Linked DNA regions of Homo sapiens: all the other regions are linked to region 1. The links are chromatin contacts, found by Hi-C or POLR2A ChIA-PET in ENCODE. All regions are on one chromosome and are shown on one strand. The core of a region is the stretch at or near the end of the contact, and the rest is flanking DNA. Distances in the headings are between cores, read along the strand shown.

Region 1 (2,757 bases), core at 91-2,590:
TCTGATGAGTGACCAAAGATAACCAGGTTCCTTGGTTCTGGATTACTTCTGATGGAGGCTGAATGTCCCCCACAGGGCCTGGCCACTTCCATCGGGATAAATGGCTACAGTGAATGTTTGCCTCTTTTCTGCCGCCCAGTTTCTTAGCCAACCCTTTTCTCGTCATCACCACAAAATCACAACAGACGCCAACTGTGTGTATGTGGAATCCCTAGTAGGAACTGATGTAACTGAAAAGGCAAGAAGGGGGTTGAGTCCCCTCCTACCTGGTGCTGCAGAGAGTACCTGCTTTACGGCCAGAGGAGGAAACACTCTTCCACTTAGCTTCTTTACCTGCACAACAAGGAAGATAAAGAGGAAAGGTCATTAAGTGCAAGACAGCAAAGCTGGTTAATGGCCCTAAGAAGGTCATGTACTTAGCAGGCATTGGAAACCAAGAAGAGCTGGGAGGCCTGGTCTTATCAGTAACACACATGTGCACATCACAGTTTGGTTCTGCTAATCACAGCAGTGGGACCCTCCGCACCTGTCTGGGTCAAGGACCACAGGGTGCACCAGCCCGCAGGGCAGAAAATCATTTCACCATGTTGAGCAGCATTCTTGCAGCCAAGCATGCTCCATTCGAAGGGAGAAAAATGACACTTCCCCTCCCATTGTCACGGGGCGAGTGTTTGGGACTCTAAATCCCATTGTCCTCAGCTTAATTCTGGGTAGGTCACGCTGAGCACGGCGCCACAGGCCACAGAGCTGTGCACCGCCCGGCCTCAGGTCCAGGCGAGCTCACAGCAGAAGGGCCAACGGGAGGCAGGGAAGACCGGACTGAGGTGGGGCCGCTGTGTGTGGAGCAGTACACGGGCTTTCTACTCGCAGACGCACGTCGCGGGTACACGCGCTTAGAAGGAGCGGAGCCGAGACCCTGCCGACAGCAGGGGACAGGAAAAGGCGCCTCGGTCGCGCCCCGCACGAGTTCCCAGCCCCACATCCAGGGAAACCCCAGCCCTCAGGTACCGTCCGCAAGAAGGCTGAGCACACAGGCTCCCGCAGCATGGGCCCTGGCACCTGTCAGCCCCGGCAGGTCTCACGGCCTCCGGAACCATGGACCCTGCGAGTCGTGGGTGTCTAGGGCCGACTCCGGCTTTTCGCCACAGGAATGAACAGTCCTCTGCTTCCCCGAGACCCAGCGAGGCCACCGGAGCCAGGACGATGGGCTCCCAAGCAAGGAGACGTGGGCCGCTGTGAGAAGAGGGAGCGCCTGGCTAGTGTCCAGGCTGCAAGGTCGTTGCCGCTAACTCCGGGAAACCAGTGGCCAGTGACAGGTGTTAGCGGTCTATAACTCTTCCGCTTTCATACAGCTCCCGTCATCCCTTTCACGAAGAACGTACGTGGGCGCGCAATCACGCATGTATGCACACCACGCACGTACGCGGGAGGCACGTACTCAGCCATGCATATAGACAGCAAACATTATGAATCTCGCATTCTCGAAGACACGCACTGACGACATCACGCACGTACGCACGCCCTGGCTGCTAGGAGACGCTATTCTCTTTACCTGGCCCTGATGCGCGCCAGCCAACCAGGCCAAGGCCAGGGGACCTCGAGACCGGCAGCCTCGACGAAGAACCGGAAGGAGGAAAAGGAACGGGAGGGAGGAAGAGTAAGTGGAAGGGTGGGACGAGGACACCAGGCAGGAGTTTTGGGCCCAGAGCTGCTATACCAGCAGGGAGGAGCTGGGAGAAACCGCTGGGGAGGGGGTGGAGGCGGGGCTGAGAGGAGGAGGGCGGAGCTGGGGGAGGGGCCGAGCGGGACTGACAGAAACAATTGGGGGCTGGGTTGAGGGCGGGGCTGAGATAAGAGGCGGGGTGTGGGGCAGGGCCGGGCGGGGCTGAGAGAAACCATTGTGGGCAGGGCCGTGGGAGAGCTGAGCGAGGAGAAGCTGCAGGAAGAGCTCGCGGACTCTTGAGAATCAGCAGGGGGAGGCAGGTGTCCGCTGAGAGAAGGAGGGAGGGGGAGAAAGAAATCACTGGGAGGGGCTGGGGGCGGGGTTTTTAAAGCAGCTGCGTGAGAAGTAGGGCGGGGCTGGGAGAGGCGGGGCTCTGGGGGGGCTGAGAATGCTGGGGAAGGTTTGGGGGCGGGGCTTTGGAGGCAGCCACAGGAGAAGCAGGTCGGGGCTGCGGGCGGGGCTCGGGGTGGGGCGGGGCTGAGAGAAACTGCTGGGGAGGGGGCCGAGGGCGGGGCTTTGGGAGCAGCCGCGGGAGAAGCGGGGCGGGGCAGGGAGGGGAGGGGCGGGGCAGGGAGGGGCGGGGCTGAGAGAAACTGCTGGCTGAGGTCGGGGCTTTGGAAGCAGCCCCGCGAAGAGCAGGGCGGGGCAATGGGAGAACTGAGCGAGGAGCAGCTGCGGGAGGACCCCTCGGACTCCTGAGAACCAGCTTAGGGGAGCGGGGGCTTGGGGAGGTGTAGGGTGGAATCACGAGAAAGCTCTGTGGGAGGGCCTGGTGCACAGCTCAGCTGCAGCGTGGAGCTGAGGGAAAGCCGGGCGTTCCTGGAGGAGGAGCAGGGCGGGGCTGTGGCAAAGAGGTGTGGGAGCAGATGGGGCGGGGCTGCGGGAAATTGCTGGAGAAGGGGGAGCCAAGCTGGAGTAAGGCTGGCGGGTGAGAATGGTGGGGGAGGAGCTAGTGCAGAGCTGGAGGAAAGAGCTGAAAGGTGCTGGGGTGGGCAGAGGGGTAGGAGAAGCGGGACGGGGCTAGAGGAGGCGGA
Region 2 (2,757 bases), core at 127-2,626, 4.4 Mb before region 1:
TACGCGCTGTGGGCAGGGGCGCAGGCTCTCTAGTCTCGCTGGAGGACTCGAACATCGGTACTTCCGAGACCAGCTGCTGGAAGTCCAGGTCCTGGGTCTGGCTAGCTCCCAGGCCTTGAAGCCCCAGGTCCTGCAGACACACACGACGACGTGTTCGAGAAGGGCCTTGGTACTGGGAGAAGGGGGCGGGGAGCTGAGGGAGTGTTTTTTTCCTTCTGGGCAAGAGAATTAATTGCTCACAGTTGAAAGGCAGGAAGTACCCGCACAGCCTCCCCTCCCCAGATCTGCAGGTCAAGGTCATGTGTGCCCGCATTTGCACAGAGCCTGACTCTGACATCCGTGCACACACACGCCTAGTACCCCTGCACTAGTGCCCCCACGCCCGCCTTCGGAACACACGCCTGGTGCCCAAGTGCCTTGCCTCTCTCCCCACATCTATACCCCAGGGATTTCCCTCCCACCAAATTGAAGCCAGTTGTCTGCTTGGCTTGTCAACCGCCTCCCGCCTCCCGCCTTCCCGATTTCCCGGAGAAAAGCTGCTGCCCTGTGGTAGAGGGTGGAGGAAAGCCCCACCACCCCTGGATGAGGGGGGCCCCAAGACTTGCCCCCAGGGTAGCTAAGACCTCACTCCGAGGGGGCTGCCCCCCTCAGGCCTATGACGGGCAGGTGCAGCTGCAGGGGAAGGGAGGCAGAGCAGTCTCTTCCGGCAGCAGGAAGTGGTAACCGCCTATGGGGAAATTGTGGGGCTGAGCAGAAGGGGAACCGGAGCTGAACTCTCCTCCCCTACCAAGGGGGCCTGGAGGGAACGGCAGCCAGCTGCTGAGGTTCTGCTCTCTGGTGCTGACCTTCCTTCCCCCTCCCCTCTGAACTTCCCACCCCAGCTCTCAAGGCTCCCTGGGGCTCCCTGGGCCTCTCTGGGGGCTGACTTGGGAAGGGAGGACCCCATCGGATGTCTGGGGGAAGGAGGCAACCCAGGGGGAGTCCAGAGCCTGGGGCAGCAATGGTGTTCATGGCCACTGGTACAGTGGGCCAGCGGCCCCGCTGTGAATGGTACAGTCTGGCAGTGGTGACCAGGGACAGCCTTCTGGAGGTGGTGGGATGGCAGCCTGGGATGCCAGCTTACGTTGGGGCTCTCACACCTGCTCCGGCTGCTTGGCAGCGGGGCTTTGGGCACAAGGCAGCCTAGGTGCAGGCCCAATGGGAGGGGACGGCAAGGCCGGGGCACAGTGGGGCTGGAAGGGGCGCCCTGCCCCCCCAGGAGCCCCTCGCGGGCAGTGCCAGCCCTGGGCCGCCCCGCCCCACCGGGAGCCGCGCTGGGGGCGGGGCTGGGCGGAGCCCGCGCAGGGTGCTGGCCGCAGCGCCCCCAAGTCCCGGCGCCGGGCCCGCTCACGGCCGCGTGGGAGCAGTGGGGTTCGACGGCGCGGCCGCGAGGCCGCCATGGCCGCTCACGGGAAGCTGCGGCGGGAGCGGGGGCTGCAGGCTGAGTATGAGACGCAAGTCAAAGGTGAGAGGGCGCCGGGCGCTCCCGGCCCGTTTCCTGCGGAGAACCCAAGGTCGTGAGGGAGCTCCAAGCGTCCCCGCGCTGGCCCAGGGCCCGATGCTCTCCCCAGCGACCTCTGGAGCGGGGGTGGAGGAGGGAGCCTGAGCCCCTTGCCTGCCTCCCGACGCCCATTTGGCCTCAACCGCCTGCCATTTTCCCTTCCTTCTTTCCTGTCTTCCTTCCTTTGGTCTCTGTCCTCCTTGGGTCTACCGCTTCTCACCCAAGGTTCAGTGGAGACACTGGTGGCCGCTGGTAAAAGAGAGCCAGATGCACCAACGTGCCCCTCAGAAGGCAGTATTTTAGCTACAGTGAAGTCAACCAGCTTGATTGGGCTGGGGGGTGAGTAAGGGAGTCCGGGTGAGTGGATTGGTGGAGATCACCTGGCCGTAACCCCACTGCAGTCCCTGGAGCTTCAGCACCTTTTGCCTCCCTTTAGCACTGAGGGGGAGCAGAGGCGAGGGCCACTGTCTCTGGGTCAAGCTGGCGCAGTGAGTCTTGGTTGAGAGATTTAACAGGGCTGGCTTCTCAGCCTTCTGAAATTGAACCTCTGGGTTCTGATAAACACCCATGTGCAAATCACATGCAAATCAGCTTTGCAAATTCTTAGCCAATAGCTTGTGCCCATCTTATTCAGGGCATGGTAACTCTTGCAAAGGAAAGAGGCAGCAGCTCAGTGCCAGCAGCTCGTCCATATCACTCTCAATCACTCCATTTTACCAATTACGGAAACAAGCTCAGAGAGGTGCAGTGACTTGCCCGTGGTCATACAGCACTGCAACTTCTAGGACGTAGAATGCAATGACCCTTGAAGTGCCTTTGAACCCAGAGATGTAGGTTCTAACATCATTATTCAGTGCAAGCAATTTATACCAAAGTATGCTCCAGTCCTCCTTTGGAAAAGGCAGCCTGTGTCCAGAGCCAGCTTGAGGTGACTACACAGGGTGAGCCAGCTTTCCAAGCCTCGCCATCATCTTGCTCAGATGGAGGTAATGATCTCCATCCTGCTTCCCCAAAATGCCATGAAGCTGAAAGACTTGGAAAACTTCAGTCAGCAAATATGGGTCAGTGATTTCACACTGAAAAGTTGGGGTTTCGAGCACGACTGTCTAAGGGTTCCTCACTTGCTCTGGGTCTGCATCCCACACCCTGGAAAAGCTTCCTACCATTCTACAAAGTGGGGTCACTGTCTTGACACCCTAAATTCTCAAAGGTCAGCA
Region 3 (2,757 bases), core at 118-2,617, 3.9 Mb before region 1:
AAAAAATCCCAAAGCCTTTGACAGCCCTCAGCTACCAGAAGGGCCTGAGGCAGCAGCCACGTGGAAGGGTAGAGAGCAACCTTGAGGCACTTCGCTGGGCCTGTGTCGGGGCCTCCCAGGCTGAGGTCCCTTCCTGTGACCCCCGGACTCCTGCCCGCTCCCTCCTCCCAGGACGGAGTGAAGTCCCCTCCTGTCACTTGGATGACTGCAGTTGCCTCCCAGCAGGTCCCTGGGTCTCCCTGACTATAGACTTGCCCCCTGATCCCACCCTCCAGGAGATGGCAGGGTAGGGCACAGAGGAGGGCACAGTGGCAGCTGCCTGCTGCTGTCTCCTGGCTACTGGGCACAAGCCACCCTCCAACTCCTTCCTGCCTTGCCCAATCAGCAGGTCCCTGGGTAAGGGGCATTCAGTGAACTGGGGGCTTTGCAGGTCTGGGGGAGGAGCGACTGACATATTTCATTGCAGACGCATTGAGTTTGAGGGTCCTGAGGGATGTAGAAAAATTTGTTAAGTAGACAGGATAGGAAGGAGCCACAGGTAGCCCCAGGAGCCGTGAGGGGAGCAGGGCCCAGCATGTATTACAATAGTGAGCATTTACGTGGTTCTTCGCATGCGCCGGGCACTGTTCTAGGGATTCCACAGGAATTATTACCGCCTGCCATCCTCATTAGCAACCCAGTGGGTAAGGTGCTCTCATTAGCTCCATTAGGTGAGGGCAAAGAGGCACAGAGAGGTTAGGTAACTGGTTCAAAGGCACACAGCTGGTGAGTGACAAGAAATTTCCTTCTAACTACAGCGTGAGCATGGTGAAGAGAAGACGGAGCCCCGCGCTGGGAGAGGAACGCTTCAGTCCGAGTTCCATTCTGCACCCAAGGCTCCCCTTGGTCCTCCTGGGAACCAGGGTGCCCCTTAGTGGTGGTGGCCCAGGAGAACCCGACCAAGGCAGGAGCGCCCCCTCCTGGAAGAGCCTCGCTTCAACGCATCATCATTCCCGGCCGGCAGCAGGGGCGACGCCAGCAAGGCCTGCGACTCAGAGCCAGCTTGGCCCGTTCGCCCCGCCCCTTCCCGGTGTCCGCCCCGCCCCTTTCCCGGTGTCCGCCCCGCCTCCTTCCCGGTGTCCGCCCCGCCCCCTTCCCTGTGTCCGCCCCGCCCCCTTCCCTGTGTCCGCCCTGCCCGCTTCACTGTGGTCCTGCCTCTGGGTGGTGCCGGGGCGGGGGGTGGGAGCCCGGGGCCCGCGCAGGCGGAGATGTCGCCCAATGGGAAGGGTCGGTCGGGAAGGGGGTGGGCGCAGGCGGGTGGGCGGGAAGAACGCTGGAGGTTGATTGGCGGTCTTGCCGGCCAGTGAAGCCAGGGCATGGGCGGGGCGCGGCTCGGAGCGCGAAACATGGCGGGGCAGGACGCTGGCTGCGGCCGTGGCGGCGACGACTACTCAGAGGACGAGGGCGACAGCAGCGTGTCCAGGGCGGCTGTGGAGGTGTTCGGGAAGCTGAAGGTGCTGTTGGCCCAGAAAGCCACTCCAGGGCGGGGGACCGGGGAGGGCCCCGCCCGAGGCCCGGGAGGGCTTGCTGCGGAAGTCCGCGGCGCCACGCGGCCACCGTCGCCGGTTCCGGCTGCGCCCTGTTCCCTTGCAGCAGGGGGTGCTTGTGGATCATTCATCTTTGCCCTTTGGTGTGCCCCAGGCCTTCGTTCTTGCTGTCTCCACGGCCCGTGCCTGGTAGTTGGGGCCAGCACCGCCTGTGGAACTGCAGTACCCGCGCTGGGCGCTCGGAGCAAGTGCAGACACAGAGGACCCAGGCCTGGCCTTAGGGATCTTGCGGGGTCTGGGGGGACAGATGGGCAGAGCCTCGTGCCACTCTGTCAAGTCAGCGAGACTAGGGCTTGGTGTCAGTTGGTGTCAGATGCCAGGGGTGATAGCCTCCAGAAGCCCTCTACAGCCCCACAGGACAGAGCCCTCACTGCAGCAGTGAGGAAAGCTGGCCCACGAGGTTAGGGAGCTGTCCCAGGTCCCCTCGGCCCGCTCGCTCCTCCCCCCAGACACTCCCCCATCCTGTCCGCGACTGGCTCAGTGGTCCCTCTCCCTTTCCCTCTCCCCTTTCCCTCAGTCCCGAAACCTAGGACTCTCTCTTAAGTCTTAGTCTCAGGCGTTGCTCCTAGGTCCTGCTGCCACAAGAGCCCAGAGTGGGAGTACTTGAAAGAGGTGGGGTCTGCATGCCGCGGGAGATGTGGGGTTAAGAATGGGGGGACTTGAACTCTTGGCAAGATGGCAGGACGCGGGTAAAGGAAAGGGTCCTGGGAGCTTGCAGATGTACACTGAGGACTGGGCGCGGCGGCCCACGCCTGTAATCCCACCACTTTGGGAGGCTGAGGTGGGCAGATACCTGAGGTCAGGAGTTTGACACCAGCCTGGCCAACATGGTGAAACTCCGTCTCTATTAAAAATACAAAAATTGTCCGGGCGTGGTGGCGCATGCCTGTAATCCCCCAGCTACCCTGGGAGCTGAGGCAGGAGAATTGCTGGAACCCAGGAGGTGGAGGCTGCAGTGAGCCGAGATCATGCCACTGCACTCCATCCAGGCTGGGCGACAGAGTGAGACTCCGTCTCAAAAATAAATAAATAAATAAAATGAAATGATGTACACTGGGACTTTCAGTGAATGTTGCTTTCCTTTTCCTTGCTTAGGACCTAAACTGCCCCTTCCTCGAGGGTCTGTATATCACAGAGCCAAAGACAATTCAGGAACTGCTGTGCAGCCCCT

The links. A loop is a pair of places that touch in the nucleus more often than their neighbours do. ChIA-PET counts read pairs that join two places held with the same protein, here RNA polymerase II (POLR2A). Pooled maps may share reads with other maps.
Region 2: a loop to region 1 is called in a pooled map, with 19 times the contacts of the local background. The contact joins the promoter of ARHGAP4 here to the promoter of EOLA1 in region 1. A Hi-C loop is called at or near these places in 1 of 37 single-sample maps with no recorded cell type and 2 of 50 pooled maps. POLR2A ChIA-PET finds 5 or more read pairs at or near these places in 2 of 52 experiments (OCI-LY7 and activated CD8-positive, alpha-beta memory T cell).
Region 3: a loop to region 1 is called in a map of naive thymus-derived CD4-positive, alpha-beta T cell, with 18 times the contacts of the local background. The contact joins the promoter of HAUS7 here to the promoter of EOLA1 in region 1. A Hi-C loop is called at or near these places in 1 of 168 maps with a recorded cell type or tissue (naive thymus-derived CD4-positive, alpha-beta T cell) and 6 of 50 pooled maps. POLR2A ChIA-PET finds 5 or more read pairs at or near these places in 1 of 52 experiments (activated B cell).

What each region holds. Positions count from the first base shown.
Region 1 is chrX:149,539,595-149,542,351 of GRCh38, reverse strand. EOLA1 (endothelium and lymphocyte associated ASCH domain 1) reads right to left here and starts at 1,340. Exons shown (of 5, transcript NM_001171907.3): 1 at 1,009-1,340; 2 at 267-333. It overlaps EOLA1-DT (EOLA1 divergent transcript), which reads left to right and starts at 2,600. Exons shown (of 10, transcript NR_027455.5): 1 at 2,600-2,651. RefSeq lists an enhancer at 790-999 and silencers at 1,747-1,937, 1,970-2,039, 2,050-2,359.
Region 2 is chrX:153,924,883-153,927,639 of GRCh38, reverse strand. ARHGAP4 (Rho GTPase activating protein 4) reads left to right here and starts at 1,376. Exons shown (of 22, transcript NM_001666.5): 1 at 1,376-1,504. The coding sequence starts at 1,438. RefSeq lists a silencer at 1,032-1,621.
Region 3 is chrX:153,469,186-153,471,942 of GRCh38, reverse strand. HAUS7 (HAUS augmin like complex subunit 7) reads left to right here and starts at 1,367. Exons shown (of 10, transcript NM_001385482.1): 1 at 1,367-1,493; 2 at 2,682-2,757. The coding sequence starts at 1,386. RefSeq lists enhancers at 838-1,132, 1,646-1,745, 1,896-2,075 and a silencer at 1,006-1,315.